Linked DNA regions of Mus musculus: region 1 is linked to region 2. The links are chromatin loops, found by intact Hi-C in ENCODE. Cell type or tissue: left cerebral cortex. All regions are shown on one strand. Links, peaks and the distances in the headings refer to the core of each region. The heading gives the core; the rest is flanking DNA.

Evidence for each region. Peaks named below come from ENCODE experiments on the same cell type or tissue, not always from the same donor. Only the 100,000 strongest peaks of a DNase experiment are listed, where the experiment ranks them.
Region 1: a loop joins it to region 2, with 4 times the contacts of the local background. A loop is called at or near these places in 2 of 42 quality-filtered maps.

What each region holds. Positions count from the first base shown.
Region 1 is chr1:91,698,827-91,709,915 of GRCm38, reverse strand. No RefSeq gene overlaps it. Among named protein-coding and RNA genes, the nearest start is that of Gm28380, 93 kb to the right of the region's middle. In left cerebral cortex, for the core only: a CTCF peak has its summit at 4,258; a DNase peak (open chromatin) is centred at 4,258.
Region 2 is chr1:91,592,197-91,603,285 of GRCm38, reverse strand. No RefSeq gene overlaps it. Among named protein-coding and RNA genes, the nearest start is that of Gm28380, 13 kb to the left of the region's middle. In left cerebral cortex, for the core only: no CTCF peak of the experiment used is centred there; a DNase peak (open chromatin) is centred at 5,475.

The DNA of each region.
Region 1 (11,089 bases), core at 2,228-7,227, 110 kb before region 2:
AGCACGACACCTGTGGCTTGACTGCCGGTCCCCTCAAGGCTCTCTGTGCTCTCCTGACACCTTCACATCTCCTGGTTCTGCCTCCCAGGTAAGAGGCGCAATTCCAGGGACCACCGTCTACCATTCTCCCTGACACTAACATAAAGCTTCTCCTGGCCATGTTCTTCTTGGGTCTGTAAGCTTGTGTAATACCACAGAATCAGGAAAAGCATCAGGAGATGGGGAACAGTGTTCTAGTCACATGAGGAAGCTCATTCTGGGTCTCCAATGATGGGCCAGGGGCGCTGAGGTGAGGATGAGCAAAGTTCATTATGCTGTTTATCCTGGAATGCATCCAGGGTGGCTCTGTGGTGTAGACACTGAATAGATGAAACTCTGGGTGGCCAGGGACCTGCCCAAGTTCACTTCCACTGGGTCATTCATGCAAACTGCAAAGCACCACAGGGCCCTGACCATCCAGCAAGAAGTCCTAGAGAGAACCCAGCCCTGCACAGTAGCACATAGCATGTTCCCAACAAGGGTCATGACATGGCTGGAGGCCAAGGTCACCCAGGGACCTTGGCAGGACAGAGGCAGTGTGGGACAGTCTAGCAAGGCTTATTTGGCTTACTGTTGGCAAACTCAATCTCCTCTGAAGCTCAAATGTTACATATGAATGCAAAGGCTGCCGGGTAACTGCAAAAGTAATGTCAGCCGACATTCCATGCACTGGAAGTGTGTGTAAGTTGGGTAGGTAGGAGCCTGAAAGGAACAGTAATATTATTTGAGCAATAGTTAATATTAAAAAAATAAAAAACCTCTACAACCCACGGATTTGCCTGCTCCCATGGGGGAGATTTGGCCCCTTCTGGTTTGTTCAGACCTACCAAATCAAGTGCTCAACATGCAAGCTAAAAAATCCATCTATAATTAGATCTGCCCAAAAGTGGATAAAAGGCATTTCCAAAAAGGTTTTCAACAAAATAACATTCAAATAGCCATATGTTTAACTTGGCTTCAAGTCACAAAATATCACCGGGTTATACGCTATTCAAGTTGTAAACTTATATTGGCTTTCCAACTGATCCAAAAGCCAAAGGGTGGGGGTGAGGGAGGTGAAGGCTCTAGATACACGAAGAAGACACACCCAAGTGCTCATTAAAGAAAGAAAGCAACTCAGATGACTCCAGGGTCCACAGTGCCTCTTTCCAGTGTGCAGACGGTCGGCTGACTTCCAGGAAGCAGCTGGGCTCCTGGCATCAGAGACAGCTTAGGTCTGGCAGAGCAGCACCACAAACTCATGGATGCTGGTCCCCTCCCAGGCACAGTGCTTCCACAACCTGCCAGGCAGTCCTGTGTATGAGAGGACAAAAGCCTCTCCAGTGGCCACAACGTGGATTCTTTGATACAGTCCAAAGCACAGCGGCAGGGAAGTTGACTGACAGTCCCCCGATGCCAACTGCACATCGCTCTGCCATTCCCCCGAATCTTAGCTCACAATAATCCTAAGATAAACACAGGGACAAGATGGAGAACATGGGAAATACTAAATAGTATGAAATTACTCACAAGTTCCACTTCTGGAAATGACAGGGTAGGTCATTCCCACCAACACTTTAGCCAAGAAAAAGTAGAAAATCCAGACAAAAGAAAACCTGAGAGAAGACATCAGTCAGCTAAGTAGCTGAGGAACATTACAAGGCACAGGTCCAGGAAAGAGGAAAGAGCAGACAGTCTTGGCTGTCTCCAGAGTCCTGTGTCCATTCCAGAAGAAACAGGTAAGAGCCGAGAAAAGCTCTAGATTCCAGGACCAGGAGGACACATAGAGTCCACCGAGGAATCAGAAGTTCACAGAGCAGGAGAAAAAATGGATCATTCTTAGAGGTATGAATTCAGTTCCACCTGTAGCCTCCCCTCCCCCAGCCTTAATGGTTCCACTGTTTACACCTGGATGGAGCTTGCCGGCTCAATCGTTCTGCCACGCCCACTGCTGGAACCGGCAGCTTTGCTGTTCGGAGCCGTACACGTGGTCACCCTGCTACTGGACTCCAAGAATATTTGGTGGGAATCAGGCCCCTCCCCCTTCCTTCATAACGGAGTGCTGGAATAGTAAAAATTGAACCTTGAGCAGAGACCTTTGTCTTGGTTCCTTCCTCATCTCGCGCAGCCCAGCCCCTCTTCTCTTCCAGGTTTCCAAAATGCCTTTCCAGGCTAGAACCCAGACCTGTGATCTGCTGGCCGGGCACAACATCCACCTCAAATCCTGGTATGAGTCAGGGACTGTGAATACGACTAGCTACCATCTAGAAAGAATTATAAATGCTGTGTGGAGAAATGATATCTGAGACCTTGGTTCTCTTTCCAGGTTTTTATACATCCTGTCTGGTGATGAGCAGAAAAAGAAAACCCCATGTTTACAAGAAAACAAGGGTAGAAATGATCAAGCTGGAGTATGATCAGCAACAGAGTATCTGCTTAGCAGGATACTGTGGGGGGAAAGGGGAGACAAGTAGACAGATGGGCAGACACACACAGAGAGTCAGAGAGAAAGAGACAGGCAGAGAGAGAGACAGAAAACAAATTCAAGGGAAACAACAGACAAAAGAAGTTGACCTGAAGCAGCCTCAGACTATAGACACCAGCTTCAAAATAACTAAAATGTAAAACGATTATCACTCATGTGTTTAGCTGAGTAAAAGACACAGTTAAAAAAAATTGTCAAAGAAGCTGGAGACCTTTTAAATGGGTATTAGAGACATGTTGAAAAAATGTTGAACACATGGGTGTATGGACGAATTTGACAGCAGATTAGACACAGCTGAAGAGAGAATAGGAGCACTTAGCAGGGAAGACTGTCCAGGCGTGAATTCAGAGAAGCCACAGAAGGCAGGGTTAGGGAGAGGACATAGAGAGAAGGGCTGCAAGGCAGCAGGTCCTGGTGGAGTCTGGAGGCAGCACATGGAAAACTTGGAATGCAGGCTGTGCTTATCTGCATAGATTTTCATGTGTTCAAAATTTGGGAGGTATACATAGTTTTCAAAGATGTCGAGTGTGTAAATGCCAAAGAATATATCACAGCTGACCATTGTTGGCTTAGTTGGACTACAGACTGTAAGTCATTCAAATAAATTCCAGATAGATAGATACATAGATAGATGGATGGATAAAGTTAGGGTTCTTAAGAGTCATAGAACTTATGGAATGTCTCTATATATTGGGAATTTATCATTCCAATAAATTCCATGTATATATATGGAGGGGGTTCAGGGTTCTCAAGAGTCACAGAACTTATGGAATGTCTCTATATATTGGAAATTTACTGGAATGAATTACTGTCTGTAGTCCAACTAACCCAACAATGGGCAGCTGTGAATGGGAAATCCAAGAATCTGGGAGTTTCTCAGTCCCATGAAGCTAGGTGTTTCACCCGGCCTTCTGTGTAAGCTGGAATCCTGAAGAAGTGGGTTCCAACAGAGGTGCTCGCAGGTAAGTGCAAGCAGGTAAAGAAGAGAGAACCTTCCGTATTCTATTGTCCTTATGTAGGCCTCCAGCAGAAGGTATGGCCAAGATCAAAGGTGGGAATCACTACATCTGGGATTTGGAACTTGCTCTATCCCAGGCTGGCCTTGAACTCAGAGATATGCTTGCCTCTGTCTCCTTGAATTAAAGGTTTATACTACCTTGCCTGGGCCTAAGCTTTTCATGGCCACTATTCCTCAAGATCCAGGTCAAAAGCATGTGTCTTCCAGCCTCAGGACCTGGATACATATATATATATATATATATGTGTGTGTGTGTGTGTGTGTGTGTGTGTGTATATATATATATATATATATATATATATTTGTAAACATAGGTAAGTGTTTTCTTTTATAAGAGTTGCCATGGTCATGGTGTCTCTTCACAGCAATAAACCTCTAACTAAGACACCCTGTATATTCAAGACAGTGACAGTACAAAGCATTTGGAATAAGAGCAGAAAATGGCCATATGTGTGTGTATGATACATATACACATAGATATACATATATGTATATGTATACATATATCCTCTGTCAAAGGAAGCTGAAAGGGCTATGATTATCTCTGTTGTCAACTTGACGAGATTTTGAGTGAGCCTGGAAACACTTCTGAGTGTGCTTATGAGAGTGTTTCCAGAAAGGCTTAACTGAGCTGGGAAGAACTATCCTGAGCGCTGGCCACACCGCTCTGTGGATTACTGACTAAATAAAAAGAGAAAGTGGGCTGAGCCCCAGCGTCCCTCCTTCCTCTCTCTCTGTGTGCCTGACTGTGGCGCAATGTGACCACGCTTCACACCCCAGCTGGCATGCCCTCCCTGCTGTTACAAGCTATACTCCTAAACTGTGAGCCCAAATAAGCTCTTCTTTCCTTAAGTAGCTTCTGTCCGGTATTTCATCACAGCGACAAGAAGAATAACTAATACAAGAAGAGAAGGAGAAACGGAGCTGAACATGGAGGTATTCACCCGTTATGTTATGTTGGTGCTCAGGGAGTAGAGGCAGAAGGATCTGTGAGTTCAAGACCAGCCTCAGCTACATGGCAAGATCATGTCTCAAGAAGGAGGAGGAGGAGGAGGAGAGACAGAGAGACCATGGGTTGGTATATTGGTAAAAATACATAGTTATTGTTGGAAGTAAGAACTACCACTAAACTAAACCAAATAGTTGAAGATTAAATAAGAGTTAGACTGTGGGAACATGGAAATTAAAATTTAAATTGTAAAAATTAATTAAATTAATGTGTTATGTAAAATTCTTCATAGAGTTATATGAAAATACAGTTCTTCCCAAACACCAACCCATCCCCCCACAAACATTAAAGGAGCAAATAAACCAGGCAATAGTAAAGCAATCAAGTAAATATACATCAGCAGTGACAGGGGAAAAGCCAAACATTTGTGTCATAGCAGAGGCCATGGAGGGGTGCTGCACACTCACTGCCTTGCTCCTCATGGCTTGCTCAGCCTGCTTTCTTATTCACCCAGGACCACCAGCCCAGGGGTGGCCCCACCCACAGTGAGATGGCCCCTGCCACATCAGTCATTAATCAAGAACATGTCCCCATAGCCTTGCCTACACCCTAATCTGATGGAGGTAATTCCCCAGTTGAGGTTCCTCTTCCCAGGTGTGTCAGGTTGGCAACTGATGCTAACAAGGTCACTTGCTTTATTGATATACAGTCAGGTGAAATTCAAGCAAAAAGGAAAAAAACTGTTAGGAGCTACTGTCCAGAAGGTAGGGCTCTGCCCCACAAGAGAGGACAGTGCTCATGAAAGCAGCTTCAGGAGAGATGAGGAGGGAAAGGGAGGAAACCGGACAGACAGCAAGCACAACACCACGCCACCTCTGCCTGCTTGCAGTCAGATAAGAAGCCAACATGGGTCCAGAAAACCTAAATAAGCTGCCATGCCCACTGTTCACAGAAACAACCAGCTCAACTGTCTCCACTGGGCACAGAAACTGACTGAAGAACACAGAGCCCTGGCCTACAGGCTCGCCTGAACAGTGATTGTATTTCATGCTAAACCTCCGAGTGCAGAACTAACTGGAACAACAGACTCCTGTTCATAATGAAAGGAAATGCAAAATTAGTAGCAAAAAGTTTTCTCCTGGGTTCTTAGAGTCAGTTGGAGACTTTGTAAAACACTGTGAGACTGGAAAAGATGCCATGACACAGACAGGCTAAAGCCAGTGATGGTCGCAGCTTGGAGCACAAATCACTGTAAGTGAAACAATCAAAGATTAAATATCTTATCAGGTAAACTGGGGGGAAAGGAGTAATCAAAAAGAAAACAGAGAAGGGGAAGCTGTAAAGATAAAAGCCAAATTAGTTAGAAAAACAAAACAACAGCGAAACTCATAAATAAACTAAAATTCCAATTGTTTGAAAAGGAGAGAGAGGAGAGAGAGGAGAGAGAGAAAGTAGCTCAGTAATTATATAAAGGCAGAAAATACAGACTCACAAAATCTGTGTTCAAATAACCATTGAAACAAAGGGGTTTATTGTTTTCTTTTTTAGATTTATTTATATTATGTTTACATTATTACATTTTTTTATCTCCATGACTGCTTTGTCTACATGTGTATTTGTATGTGCCTGGTGCCCACAGAGGTCAGAAGAGGGTGTCAGGTCCCCATGGACTAGAACAACCAGTGATTGTAAGCAACCATATAGGTGCTAGGAATAGAACCTGGGTTGTGGGTTTGTAAGGGCAAAACGCATTATAAACTGAAGAGAACTTGCAGTGTTTTTCCATCCAAGAGACAGCTCTGAAAAGTGAGATGAAGAGGATGTGTGAGTGAAGGCAGGAGGAGGATGGAATGGGTAACAGAATGGAGTAGCCTTGGGATCCAGGTCTCTGTAGGATGTCCAAGCCTGGACCAGAGCATTTGGCTCCACATAGCCCACCATCCTGACCAACCCTTTCTGGTCACTCTGAGTCCTGTCTCAAACTCTGCCCTACTCCCCAGATGAGCTGCCATGATCCCTGCAGGCAAGGAAGAGTCTCTGTGAAAGAAACCTGAACAAGGTGACACTTAGTACCCTCTCCAAGACAAACCAGTAATCTCAGGTGGCAGTGGAAAAGGCCACCCCAGGTAAGGTACCTGCATATACCTGGATGTTAGGATCGGGCTCTTTCTGGTGTCCAGGGAGCCTCAGAGTATGACAACCACCTCTTGCTGCTACAGAACTCAAAAATGAGCACCATTTGACCTGATGCAGGCAAGGTTCACCCTTGGAGTGGGGGCTCTGTGCTAGCTCAAGAAAGACATGGCTCTTCTTCATGCTTATTAAGAACTTGGAGGGCCCTCTGGGGAGGTAGAGACCCATCAAACACTTTATTTATTAATGCTAATGAATGCACATTGAGATTGGAGATTCCCAGAGAGAGCAAGGCTTCCCCTATGTACCACTGACCCAGGTAAACCCAGCTCACAACCTTCCAGGTAAAGGCCCACAGAGACTTCAGTGCATATCCTGGAAAGCCAATGTCAATGTCAGAGTTAGGCCAAGGTCTTGGGGAAGGCTTTCAGTATGGGAACCCCATTAGGCATCCAACTGACCTCCAACTCCTTTCATAATTGTGATGAATATTTCTAGATTGAGTCACCCTCCAAAGTCACACAAGACACCAGGGGAGGTTGAGACCTGGCTCTGCTGTGTTCTTTGTGCAACTCCTAGTGAGACCACAAAGTAGTTCAAAAGTTGTTTTGTTTTTTTAAATCAATGAAGTAGAAATGAATGCAGCAGACGCTTTTGTTCAATGCAAGTTATAGTTGAGCATCCCTGATCTACGAGCCAGTGTACTCTAGTCCAGATCACACGGTGGTTATTAAGGTGGTTTCAGCTGGAGCTGACAATAGTCTGATTGGGGTCTATATGAAAGGAAGCTTGTTGTTTAGTTTGGGGGACACTTTAAACTTATACTGGGGAGATGTCTTGGGTGGGGATAAGGGTTAGGATGGGCTCCAGGCTCTGCACTGCTAGGTGATGGTCTTGGGAAGGAACAAGGACAGCCCTTGGATGCATAGACTACCTTTGCTTGCAGCACAGCCCTGGGGAGACAGTGAGTGAGCTCAATTGAATTCCGTCCTAACAGAGAGTCGAGTTCACGTTCATGGGCAGTGGAGAACGTCCAAGCAAGTCCCTTTGTTCCACTGAACTTGGGCACTGCCCATGGGATCTTGTTCATGCTAAACAACAGAGGTTCCCTCCAGCTGGGAAACATCCCTGGTACCTTGGAGTGGTTTCACTCCTGTGCTGGTGTCTGGCTACGGCCTCAGACTCCCAGCGTCTTGAAGCTGGGCAGGAGCTTGGGGGGCTTCATTTCTAGAGAACAGACACAGCCTGAGGGGACACATGGCTTTCTTCAGATCACAGAGGATGGAGCTTGGATTCTAGCCTTAAATGTATTTCAAATGTCATCCATGATGAGGTCTAGGCAATTTTTGACTTTCTAGCTTTGAAATGCTTAAAGTTTAAGACTGTACATCTGGGGGTGGGGGGACACATCTTTTTTTGTTGTGTGTGTGTTTTTTTTTCAGCCCACTGAATACCTGAGGCCAGTTGACTGAGTCCCAAATGTTCACACTGCACAGTGAAAGAGGCCCAACCATTACATACCTCTCAGGAACGTTCACATCCTGGGGTGGGGGTGGGGGCCGTGGCAACCATCAAAGAACACATGATGTCACCAGGCCTACTCCATCATGGCCTACACATAAGTCAGCTTAGCAGGAATCTGGTTTTCAAAGAGCCAAGCAGCGCAGCGAGCATTTCTGCTGACGTGGAGTGTCCCTTGCCAGCTGGCTGCGCTGTGTGCTGCGGGCCGTCTAAGGCAGCTAATGAGTTGCGTTGCCTTCAAACAGACTTATTGCAAAATGGAGCCAAGATGTATACGATAAGTTGTCGTCGGGATCCAATGGACTGTGGAGGAAGCATAGTAAATGGTCAGAAGCAGATTTATCTTCTCTTTCTCTGGGAGTCCATCGCAGAGCTGAGGCCAACGCACAACTCCGAGCACGTCTACCAAGTATAGATGGCCTGACCTCATACACGTTTCATTGGTGACCAGGCAAGGTCACCCTTCCAAGACCCGGCTTCAAGCCTTCCTGTTGCTTTTTACTGTGCTGATCTTAACACCCTGGTGCCCTTTTGGGGCAAGACATACCAAATAACATGCGGGGTTTGGTGGCCACTATGGGACCCATTCTGGAGTTTAAGATACATGATACAGGTTAAGTGCATACTATGAGCGAGCACGGGGCTCTGGGCTGTGAGTCCTGAACCCCCGAGAGCTTACAGCATGAAGATCATTCCAGCCAAAGATCAGTAAATCTGACAGTGTCAGCAGAATCGATTCAGGGAAAAGCATGTCAGGATGGAAATGAGAGCCGAGGTGGAGGTTCAGCTACCAGCACACGAGACTTCTCCCCTAACCCAGGGGCAAACGTTACCTTGGTCCAGAAAGAATGCTTAAGGTAAAAGACAAAAGGATCATCATCATCGAATGATTGGGGTCATTAGAGGGGGTAACTGAGCTGGGGACAATGAGGTAGCCCAATAATGAATTCTCATTAAAAACAAGCTGGACCTCAGCCGTGACCAAACCACCTCAGATGCAGCCACACCAGTGCCCGGGGTAGAGAAGGGCTACCCAGTGAAGGAAGGAAGGATGGGAGTGGGAGGCTGTGGTCAGAGCAGGCTGAGGAACACCTGGCCATCAGTCCAAAACACAATGACATCATCTCGAAAGGCCAGGGGCCAGGGCATTTAGAAGAAATCCCTCCCTCACACTACAGCAAACCCAGAGAGACCCTCGTGTTCTCACAGCTTGAGGAGGACCCATGGTTGGCCTCACTGAAAAGTGTTACCAGCTGGGACTGGAGCCCACCATGCAGAGCAGCAAGCCCCTCCATCTCTGCTTGTTCTCTGCCGCCTCCAGCTCTGATGCTATACCTGGTCTCTCTTCTTCTCTCCTCTCCACATTCCCATCTCTTCCTCCCCTTTCACATCCCTCAAGCTCATGTCTCCACATCAAAATCCCAGTGGCTAAAAGTGGGTCTCGTTCCTGTCCCCAGAGGCAAACCCCTTGAGAGCTTGACTGACACACTATTCACAGACCCCAGAATGGTTTCCCTCAGCATCTGCTTCATTGTGATGTTTGTTGTTTGGGTGATGGATGCCCCCTGAACAGGGTAGTGATGTTGGACTTAGTAGACACTTTAAGAAGCAGGTCCTAGTGGGAGGTTTGGAGGCATTGCAGTGTGTGTTTGACTGAGATTCTTGGGGCTTGGGCCATACCATATACTCCTACTGTGGTGTTCTGATGTCCTCTGTCCTGCTCCATTCCAGGGTCGAGGGATCATAACTGAAACCTTGAAAGCCATTAGCTGAAATACACCTATACTGAATGAAATAAAATCACCTTGAGTATTTCCTACAGCGATGGAAGGCTGACACCTGGTAAAAGTCTTAACGTGCCAGGCCCACCCTCCTGCAACTCTCTTGAGGATCTTCTTGGGGTTGTGCTGAGGCCCGAGCCCAGGCTCCACCATGAATCCTCACAGAGGAATCTAGACTCGAATCTTCATGCGTTGTCACCATCCTGTCACCTGGTTTTCCCTGGGCTCTCCCCAGCCTCCTTATTCCACATAGTAGGTACATAATCAGTTCCTGCACTGTTGGCCTGTGAGCCTTCCAATGTCCCCTTGAAAGGTGGCTGGAGAGAGTTAAACTCATCAGGTGTTAGAAAGACCCACAAGAGGAATTGTGAGGAACACTTTGACACTTCAGGTGTGGCCACCCCCATATCAGTGGCTCAGCCTGGTAGAATGGGTTGTCTGAACCCACCAAGCCTGGGGACAAGTATAGGTCTGAGCGGTCTGCGTGGGAAACCTGGCAGCAGATAGGTCCTGCCTTCTTCTCTGCCTTTGCTTTGGGTTGAAACATTTTCAAGTACAGGGACCTGAGTCAGAGACAGAGAGAGATGCTAAAGGGATGAGAACCTACGTGTCTATGGGTCCCTTCCAGGGAGACCTCAGTGAGGCTGAGTGCTAACCCTGTTATGCAGTTGTTCTGAAACTCTCTCCTGTTTGCCCCCTCCCTGTCTCTATCTAACCAATCCCTTAAAGAATGTAGGGACCTTCACCGGACTCTGCTTTCAAAGACCTGGCCATGCCACTGATCTAAAACCTCAGGAGGTAATGGCCATGGATAGGAGAGAGGTCTGGAGTTGAGGACAAGATGACAAAGCCTGGGATTAGCAGGACCACCGATGGGAAGTCCCTGCTCTTTCACTCTGGGGCCACATGCATGCAAGACAGAATGGGTAGTGGTGGGATGTAGGAACCAGAAAGCTGGCATCTTTCTGGCCTCTGGTGGTGACTGGAGCAGCTGGTGGCAGACAAAGAAGCCTAGGTGGCCACAACCTTGCCTCTTTGGGGCATCCTGTGTCCCCAGGCAGGAGCTAAGGAGGCAGGACTGTGGTCCTGTGTTCTGCCTCTCTTCTGGAGGGCTGCCTGGGTGTGGCCAATACACAGGCTCAGAGAAAGGCAGAGGTCAGCACAGTTCATGTTGCTTTTTAGAG
Region 2 (11,089 bases), core at 3,255-8,254:
TGTTCCAGAAGGTCTGGAAGCCTACGACAAGCAAACACCAAGCGTCAGGACTCACGGGGAACAAAGGGTTCCTGAGAAAGGCCAACCCCATATAAGGAACAAGACTGGAGAGAAGATGAGCATTGTGGGAGGGAAGCCTCTACATCTTAGGCAGAAGCCCGTCACCATCAGCACCTAGGAATCCAAGCACCAGACCAAGAAACAATATCCTTCCAGCCACAGCAACACTGGGGACATTACACTGGAAAACCCCAGCCCAGCTCCAGGCCCTGACCAGATTCTGACCATGGTCCACCAAGGATGCTGGGCAGGGGAAGGGCAAATGCCACTACAGTCAACTACTGCACAGGAAGCCCCAAGCCAGTGCCCATTGCTGTACAGAGAGCTCCACTTTCCCAGATCAGATGCACCCGCTCTCTTGCTAACCCCCTGGCTCTCCCTGCTGCAGTGAGAAAGTCCGTCGTGCAAGCATCAACAGGAACCACAGAGCAGACGGACTCAGCCTCACTGTCTTGCCATTAAAAAAGTCACTGTGTAAATGCATCTGAACGGGTGCTCACTTACACTGCATCTTTCCCCTGACATTAACAGTCAGTTGACTTCTGTTTCACTGTGGCAGACTAAGGAGTGTATAACCCCTGATGCAAATCCCGCTAAAATGAGAAAATAAACCAGGAAATGAGGCTCTACTTCCCAAAGCTCTGAAAATAGAGGCTTAAGGAGGCCTCAGAATGCCAGATCCAACCTAAGGGAGGGAGGCAGGATGCAGTCTGGGTCTGAAACAGGTGTCCCTAGAAATCTCAGCAAGTGCTCCCTCCACTTGCCTGACTTGCAGCTTTATCCTGCCCAGTCTTATCCTCACCAGCAATAGTTGAAACAGCGTCAGAGAAGCCCCACCTCTCTCCACCCACCCACCCACCCTCACCCCCACAGCAGCGCCTCCTACTGGTGGTCTGGCTAGAATATCGTACAATCAGGGTCCACCCAGTGCCTGAGCCCTAAGGAGACACACCCAGGACCCCGGACAGCTGACAAGACACACATGGCCAATGAACAGCCTGCCTCTGCCATGTCTCACTGAGGGCTGATCCATGAACTTCTACAGAACCCTGGTCGACTGTCACCCAGTCTCCAAAAGAACCTCTAAAGACCAGGGCTACTGCCAGCTTTTAAAGTGCAAAGTGATGGGACCCAAACAGCATTTTAGAAAGATGGCTTTCTGAGAAAGGGCTTGGACTGCTTGAGGTCTCAGGAGACAAGGATTCTGGAAAGTGCCACAGTTGGTTGTCAGGAGGCTTAGATTCGAAGCTCTTATTGGCCAGCTGTGTGACCTCAGACAACCCATTCATCAGCTCCCAACCCCAGCTGTTTCTGACAAGGACAGAAAACCCACCTGGGCCAAGCATGGGATGGAACCAGGTGTGCCAGGCCTGGAAGCCAAGTCTCTTGTCAGTGACAGCAATGTGTGAGTGTCAGCTGCCACCTGGATGTCCTCCATAGTCATGCTGGCTGACTTCTGAGTGATCCAAACTATGGCGTATAGACAAGAAACCCCAGCTCTCCCCACTTCTGCAGAGAATGCTTCAGCCCTGATGCTGGGTAAAGTCCTCTGAAAGTCCTAACCCCAGGACAAACTAGCAGGTGGGCTAAGTTCACTGAAGTCAGTCCTTATGAGGCCCACACTCTGACTCAGGGCCCAGGTGTGGTGCCCTGTGTATAACACCCTTGCCCCAGGAGGAAGCCCTATTGTCTGTCAGCAAGGCAAGCCCACAGGGCTCTATAAACTGGCTTTCCTCAGGCCCCTGGTAATCATGGACAGGTGTCTATACATGTCACCAGCTAGGCTGCAGAGATCTGCAGTAGATCTTCATTAACCTCAGCCCCAGGATGTGACCCAAATCAAGCATTTGGGACCTGGGGAGGTTGACAATGACACTGCACACAGACCCAGCCAACAACAGGATCCCAAAGCCCAGGGGCAAGGTGTTGCAACCGTGCCCCACTGCGAGTGGAAGGAGCTATACCGGGCCAACCTCGGCCCATACTGCCAGGCCATGGGAGCTCAGGAAAGTTTATGAATCAGGTCCAGACCCTGCCCCTCCCCCATCCCTCTGTGCACAGCTCTCGCAGTCCTTCTGGCCTCCAGATGCACAGTCTGCAAGCGATTTCCCTTTTGTTATTTCAAGCTTGGGGCCTTGATCTTTTGCCACTTTGGAAGGAGCATAGAAACAAAGGGATCTGGGGCTGTTGCCTAATACTGATGCTGGCTTCACCCAGCCAGCCTCCATCTTAGTCCCTGTGCCCTTGCTACCCAGCTGAGCCTTTGATGAGAGAAAGCAGGCACCCCGGGAGCTGCTCAGCAGCTCCCTCTCCTGTCCCCACAGACCTGGGCTCACACAGAGAGAGCCGCGTGCTCCTCTCAACAGTGGTTGCTGCCAACAGGCTGAGACTTGACTCTTGCCAAGCCCTCTGGTGTCCATGACACCTCAGTGCAGCAGCAGAGCAGCCTGTGTGCCCTGCCCTGAGCAGCTGGGGTTGCAGGCCCTTGGCCAAGCTTCACTCACTCAAGCCCAAGGTGCAGAGTCCCCAGCAGTGTGTTAGCCCACCACCCTCCTGCCATTTGCCTGCAGGCTTTGGGCTTGCACACTTGGCTGGAGACAGAGGCTCACAACACATGCTTGTTGAATGATGATGATCCCAGCTCTGCTACACCCAGCAAGTGCCCTGAGCATCCTTCGGAGCACCAAAAGGAAGGGACATCACTAGTGTTGTTAAAGCCCTATCACTAGTGTTGTTACAGACTGTCACAGAGACCCTGGGGGAGAGGCAAAGAGGAGGGTCCCAGCCATCAGAGAAACAGAGGGAAGGGCAAGCAGGAATGTGGCACCCCAGAGAGAATTGGGCAAATACCTTGCAGACTGATGCCCTTCCTGGGCCAGAATGAAGGAGTGGAGTTTCTCCGTGAAGGAAAGGGAAAGTCATTCCAAGCCAAGGACACAGTCTGGGTGTTGAATCAGACTGTAAACTCCAGCGGGAAAGATATGAAAAACCCAAGAGTAATGGAGAGACCAGTGGCAGAGATCAGATACCATCTTAAGACGGCAGAAGCCCTATAGGGTCATGAGCAGAGCACAGGGGCAACACAAAGGGTAAGAAACCAATCACACTGAGTGCCAGGTGCTAATGCAGAGGGCATGGGGCATGAGGACAGCCCTGAAGCTGCAGAGGACCTGGGGTTCAATGCTCAGGTGATGGCCAGAGAGTCCCTCCAGAACAAGGTTCCAAGGTAGGGGGTGGCATCAGGGAGGGGAAGGATAGTGTGACTGCAAGAGGGGAGCTCTGAGAAGGCGGAGACAAAACTGCAGCGTTGGGCCATCAGGATGCTCCGTCAAGCTGGAGGCTGAGGCTTAGAACCACAGCACCTGTGGAGCAGTCTGGGGACTAAGAGTTCAGGGAAGCATCTGTATTTCAGAGCTGGGGAAAAAGTAAAAAGAGACACAAAAGCCAGAAGAGGATCCTGGGAAATCACTAAGGGAGGAGAGGACACAAGGCACAGAGCTTCCTGCAGAACACTCTCTGACCTCTGTGTTATTCCTCGCCCCACATGGTTCAGGTCCCAAGCCCGAGTGCAGGGGGCTACAGTCACGCTTTCCCAGGTGTCTTTGGTCTACAGGAAGATGCTAACACTCCAGATGAAGGAGATGGAGTCCTAGGCTGGGGAGGTCTGTGTCAAGTTCCAACTCTGTCTCTGGCCAGCAGACACCACGTGTTTTCTTAGCCTCATTCAGTGCTGAATGTGGTAACAGCTGAGCGTTTTCCAGAGAGCCCATGCCAGTAGAAGCTGGACATAGGGACAAATGTCTGTAGAACATAAAGATGGTGCAGCACATAAAAGCACTTGCCACCAAGCCTGATGACTGGAGTTCCATCCCTGGGCCCCACGTGGTAGAAGGAAACCAACCCCAACAAATAGCCCTCTGACCTCTACATATGCACCGTGGGATGTGCATGCCCCCTTACGTACACATAAATGAATATACATAAAAATATTTTAAAAGAAATTAGTGTTTATGCCCTGCCAAGATAATGTGAATATAAAGGATGTTGAAGTTCACAGCTGTCAAGCCAGGTGTGGTGGCACACACTTATAATCCCAGTGCTCGGGAGGCAGAGGCAGGTGGGTCTCTGAGCTCAAGGCCAGACTGATCTACAGAGCAAGTTCTAGGACAGCTACAAAGAGAAACCCTACCTCAAAAGACAAAACAAAACAACAACAACAAAAAAGTCACCCACACAATCCTCTGTATCAGCATCAACCTCTCCATGAAAACTGTAAGCATCTCTACCATCATCAGCCTCCTTTACCTTCTCTATCATCACCACTGCTATGGTTTGGACTTTGAATGTCCCCTGAAAGTCCGTGTGCTTAAGGTTTGCCCACCTCCATCCTGTAGCGCTTCTGGGAGACAATGAAAGCCCTTGGAGGTGTGGCCTTTGGGGAAGAGGCTAAGTCATCATGGAGGCATCTTTTAAAGGGATATTGGGCTTGTCACCTACTCTTCCTTTCTCTGGTAGCTTCCTGAGAAAAAAAAGAGTTCCTTCTACCACCAGCTGCCTTTCCTCCCTGAGAGCGAGCAGTCTTGGAATTTTACCGCTGTGTTAGAAAGCTCACAACATCACCACCATCACATCAAACGCACCACGGACCACCCGCCCTGCCCGTGAAGGCCTGCCTCCACCCCGTCTTGCCAAGAGATCTTCCTGTGACCAAGAATACACAACGCCCCCCCCCGAAGTACTCTGTCCCTTCACCTTCAAATATCTGAGGACAATTGGTACGCAGCCTCAAGTCCTTTTTAATCCAAAATTAGATAATTTCCTCAGTTGTTTCATGTTTAAATACTCTTTTCATGATCAATAAATCAATTATGTCCATATAAGAATCTTTAAAAAAACAGAACTAAGCCCCTCAAAGGAAAACCTTCGTGGCAGACCTCACTAGTTCTAGATAAGGACTCCCAGCTTCTCCTTCCTATCTCTCTTCCATCATTATGAACTACACATACATTTCGAAAACAGGACCCACCTTCTCCTGTGATGCCTCGCTCAGTGTCACTAAATGCCCTTCTCAAACAGCATCCTCTTCCCTTTCCAAAGTCTCTAACCAAAGCACCCACTCCCCGCACCCACAGCTTCTGGAAGCCACTTGGGGAGACCTCCACCCTACACTCCACGTCCTCCCTACACCTGTGTCCCTAGCCTTCCCTGTATTGGAAAGAATGTCATCTGGTCCTGCCCCATCCAGGGACACTCCTCTCCATCCCAGGGTCCTGGGGAACCAGTCCAGAACCACTGTCTAAACACCTCTGAGTCTTCCGTCTCCCGTCTCCCATCACCCCCAACCCCAACTCCCTGCCACTCTCCACTGTGGGAAAGCATGTGGGCATCTCTCCTGTCTTAAAAATAAAACCAGCTTCTTGCCAACCCCCGCCCACTTCTCAGCTTCCTTTCCTGGAACACCACCATCCCTAAGTGGTTGTCACTACTTAGACATCGTTTTTTTTTCTGGCAACAACAATCAAACTTATTTCCCTCTACCCAGCTGCATCAACTTCTGTGGAGGTCCCAGGGTTGGCCGATCCAATGTCACCATACAGATGAGAATCACTCAGGCCTGGCAGAGCCTCTGCCATACAGTTATTCTCCATCCCCAACCCCACCAGCAGCACCGCCTCCCTCTGGAACTCAGAAGAAAAAGGACTGTGGGCAGCCCAACCTCCCTTCCCCACTCCCCCATGACCAGGGCATATGATCAGTTTGATACAAAGACCCACAAAGACAGAAGAGGAGTATTTGGGCTCCTGGCCTGTCATGTAGATTTAGCACCAACTTGGACACCCCTGTTTAGCCTCCTGAACCTCAGTTTCGCCAAATAGTAATTAAACAACAGGCCTGCCTGGTACCAAACCATACTCCAAGAAAAACTTTAAAAGTGGGTTTTCTCCTGTGCCCCCCCCCAACAGACAGGCTCAAAGGGGCAAGTCCAGCTGGAGGGCAGAACTGGGTGTGGGATCCTCTGAGGTTCAGGAAACTGGGACGGAAGGAAGCTGCTTTGAGGAGTGGGGCTGACACCAAAAGGGTCTAATGTGTGTGGAACCCTTCTCACATCCCCATGACACAGTCAGTCCTGGTCTAGAAATGACAGGGGAAAAAAAGAGAGAGAGAGAGGAAAGGAGATGAGGGAGGTCTAGGCTGAGAGAGGCCCCATCCCGGGTGAGGGAACAGGAGGGTAGGCTGTATGTAGTGAGAGCTGACGCCCACCCAGGCTGTATTCGGGAAAGGGGGGGCACAGGGACCAGAGAGCTGGCTTCTCATCCAGAATATGTCACCAAGTCTCTGAAGTTTACTGATTCACCCAGGGCCTTGGCTTCCTGGTTTTTAAAAGCAAGGCCAGAACCAGATCCTGCCAGAGTATGCCTGTAATTATGTATGTAGGAGTGGGAGGCGCGCACACACGTGTATGCTAATGTCTAGAGACATATATGCATACCACTAGGGAGAAAGAGGCTCTAGGTCACCAGAAGCCCCGAGCTGAACACTGATCAAGTCCCAGTGGAACACTAGAACAATCCCATGTGCTTTTAATTTGGTGACCCCAGGCACTGTGGCCAGCAAGCCTCTAAGGGAGAGAGAGGAATGGAGTCTTCATGTAACAGACCCATCCAAGACAACAGGACCTCACAAAAGGTGTGTGGCTTCTCCCCAGCCCTCTAGAAGGAAAAGGCTCCGAGGGCCTTGTCCCAATGATGTTGATGGAAGAACAAAGAGATTTGTTTGGTAAAGGAAAAAAAAAAAAAAGGCCAGGGACAGCTTCTGATAGGCCAGGGCTCTGTGCCTAATGTTTAATCAACAATTCCTCCACATGGAAATAGTGAGGCAGCCAACCCTGGAAAAAGGGGACATCTGTAATCCGCCCAACACTTGGAGAGGCTAGGAGGTGTGTGTGTGTAGGTCTATGTAAGTAAATACATCGTGTGTGTTTGTGTGTGTGTGTGTGTATACATATGTGTGTGTGCACATGTGCATGCAAGCTCGAGCATAGGTGTATATGAGAGTTCATGTGTGTATGTACATGCGTGCACATGTGTCTGTGTGTGTGTGATGTACTTTAACATCAAGTACCCACAGAAGTCTGCAGTGAGGTCAGACACAGAGATGTGTCTGACAGAAAGTTCACATCTAATTAAAACAAGCTTCCCGCCTTCCTCACGGGGGCTTGGATGACCCTGCAAGATTCCCGGTAGCCCGTGTAGACTTGGTTCATTCTTAAGGAGCCAGCCATTATCCCGGCATGGACATATTCATGTTTCCATTTAAGTGCCCCAAGTTCCGGGTGGCCTTCAGTGTCCTGAAAACCACTGCAACCCTGCAGGATTCTAAGGAAATGGCCTTGACTGGTGCCAGGCCTCCCTGAAGCCCTGACAAGAACTCTTTCTTGCTGAATTTCCCACTCCTGCAGTGATTGACGGGTGAGGACCAAGAGCTCTAAAGGGAGAGGACTGGATTGCATCACCAGGCTCAGGAATGGGTCAGAGAGCTTTCCCAGCAACCAGCTCAGCCGGGGCCAAGACAGGAGTAAAGCCTCCTCCCATCCTCATGGGTAAAAAGAGGAAAGAAAAGCAGCGCCGTGGGCATCTTCAAAGATGACCTCACAAAAATCACAGCCCACAGGACACTCAAATAACTAAATAGAAAGAAGACACACCTCACTGAAATAATGAAAAAGCACCTCATGGAAGACGTGCCGGAAGAACCCTGAGGAGGGCATGCACACACAGCCTGTGGAGTCCCCGGGCAGAGGGCAGAGGTTGGACTTAGGGTCACAGCCACAGGGCCAGGATATAGGATGGGAATGCATGTTCTCCTGGACTCAGGCAAATGAGAAGCCCACAAAGCAAGATGGATAAAAAGAGGGAAACAACTGCCCTTGCTGGCTAGTTCTATGTCAACATGACACAAGCTGGAGTCATCTGAAAGGAGGACCCTCAGTTGAGAAAATGCCTCCTTAAGATCCAGCTGTAGGGTATTTTCTTAATAATTGATGGGGGAGGGCCCAGCACATTGTAGGTGATGTCATCCCTTGGCTGGTGGAGGAGCAAGCCAGTAAACAGCACCCCTCCATGGCCTCTGCATCAGCTCCTGCCTTCAGGTTCCTGCCTTGTTTGAGTTCCTGCCTTGACTTCCTTTGAGAATAAACAGCGATATGGAAGTGTAAGCCAAATGAACCCTCTCCTCCCCAAGTTGCTTTGGTCATGGTGTTTCATCACAGCAATGTTAACCCTAACTAGGACACACCCTAAAACCTAGTGGCATGAAGTCATTTTGTCATGGTCACTACTCTGTCAGTTGGGTCTAGGACAGTTATCATGAAGATGACTTGCCTCTTCCCCTCCCCCACCCCAACTGTCTGAATCATCACTGCGTTTGCATTGTAGCAGATGGCACGAACAGCTCAACTACAGCCTTATGCATGACCCTTGCTGTAGCGTCTTCTAAGGACATAATTGCCAGGATGGAAATGTTTGCCTGGGTCTGGCACCCGGCATGGGATAACTAGAAGAGCCAGGGCCTATTAAGCAATTCTTTCTTATGTGGTATGATGGTTTAAATGGAAACTGCCTACATGTTTTAATTCTTAGTCTGTAGCTGGTGGAACTGTTTGGAAAGGATTTGGAGGTGTGTCACTGGGGACATACCTTTCAAAAGACTTGTGTGAGTCCCAGTCTCTCTCTCTCTCTCTCTCTCTCTCACTCTCTCTCTCTCTCTCTCTCTCTCTCATTCATGGTTGTGGATCAAGGTGTGAGATTTCAGCTGTTTCTTTGTTCCACTATCATGAACTCTGGTCTTCTGAAACCATAAACCAGATTAAATGCTTTCTTTTATACGCCATGGTTGTGGTGTCTTATCACAAAAGTAGAAAACTAACTAGGACAAGTGGCTTCTCTGTGTGAGCAACATGGCTGTCCTCATGGTGCTGGGATGTCTGAACAGATGGACTTGGTCTGTGGCGGTTTTCCATCCTGAGGCTTCATGGGAGAACATGGGAGAAATCTGTGACATCTTTCCCAATCTAACCTTAAAAGTTGTGTGGCACTAAGTGCCCACATTCCATCCACTAAACAGGGCCTTCCAGATTCAGGAGAAAGAACTGTGTAACCCAGCTCTTGACAAGAGAGATAACAAAATTGTGGCCCCCTATTACCGCCCACTTATTCTAAAAAACAAAAAACAAAAAACAAAACACTCAGAAACCAGGAAATAAAAGTAACTTCTTGCTGATTATTTGATGAAACCAAATCTTTGACAATAGACTATGCATGCCTGAATGATCTGTGGATAAGAGGGGTGGGGATTAGAACCCACTGTAAAGTGCGTGAAACAAAACCACCCAGTACTAAAGTGTGTGGGATGCAGCTGATACTGAATTTAAAGAGATAGCTACAGCCATAAAAATGCCCATGTCACAAAAGAAGAAAACTCTCAAATTACGAACCTTAAGACACTGGAAAAACAAAAGCAAACTAAACTTTTACCCAGGCAGAAAAAGGGAAATAGCAGAGAGAGAGATTAGTTAAATAGAGAATAGAAAAAGAAAAAGAAAAAAAAAAACAAAAAAACAAACAAACAGAGCAAAGAGTGAGGCAGAAAGCCACTCCTTGAGAACAGCAAAAAACCCACAACACTTTAGCTGGATTGAGTCAAAAATAAAAGAGAACTGCCTGCTACCAATATCAGAGAGAAAGAGGAGGCATCCACCTGAGACTAAACAGGATGTGTTAGAAAGGAAAGCTGTGGGCAAGCCTGCAACAACAACGTCTCTAACTTTGGTGGAGTGTATACATCCCTAGAAAGACACAAACCACTAAGACACCTGAGGAAACAGGACACTGAGCCAGTCACCAAAAACTGCCTGCAGAGAGAAGCTGCAGAACTCTACTGCTGGATTCTACTGAGAACTTAAGGAACTTAGTATCAAAAACAAACAGACTGAACACCTCTCAGCTAGAAGCCCAGTGCTTCTGCAGACCCAAACCTTAAAAGTAAATCCCAAGAAAGGGAAATTTCAACCACGGTGGCTTATGAACATGGCGTTGAGATCATCAGTAAAGGGCCTGCAATCTGCACCTGCCACATTTAGAAATAACAGTGCACATGCCATATCCCAGGGGGACTTGTTCCCAGAATCCAAGGTTGGTTCAATGCCTGAAGACTGATTGATACGCTCTGCCATATCAATAGTACAGAAAGGAACAATATATGATCATCACTAGGTGCAGGAAAGGGGTTTGACAAAATTCAACACCTTTCCGGGCTTAAAAAACAAACCAACAAACTAAAACTCAAGAAAAAGGGACATTTACCAAAACCTCCAGGCCACTCCTACTAGATGATAAAAGAGTGGATGTCTTCTCCCTCAGGCTCGGCAAGCAGAGCTGTTTGCTCTTGACACGTCTATCCAGAATTACACTGGGGTTCCCAGACAGGGCAACTGGGCAAGAAAAGGAAATGTCAAGACTGTAAGGAAGAAGTAAAAACAAATTCTCTCCCTCCACAGACCACTTGGTCTTTTAAGTAGCATCTTCTGGAAGAAAAAAAAAACTTTACAGAAGAAAAGTTTCACATGCAATCATTTGAAGATAAGTGATAGGAATGAAGTTAACAGTAGAAAGGCAAGCACACTTAACTTCTCGCCTCTTCACCTTGCTCGCTTTTATACTGAAGACTAAACCTAGGGCTTTGAGTTTGCTAGGCAAGTTCTCTGCCACTGACAAACCCTAGCCTGAGAACATCTCCTTGGTGTAGATACAAAGTAATAGGCTTGACTGTAGCATTTTTATGCATGGTTTTATGTACCTTGTTCATATTAATTCCTTTGGAGATATTTAAGATTCAAATTATAGCAGATTTATATCCAGAAAATATAAAACATACAAAAATATAAAACCTCTTCTTTTTTATTGAAAATAGTTTGTTTTGTTTTTTTGTTTGTTTTGGTTCAGGTTTTTGGTTTGTTTTTGTTTTGTTTCAT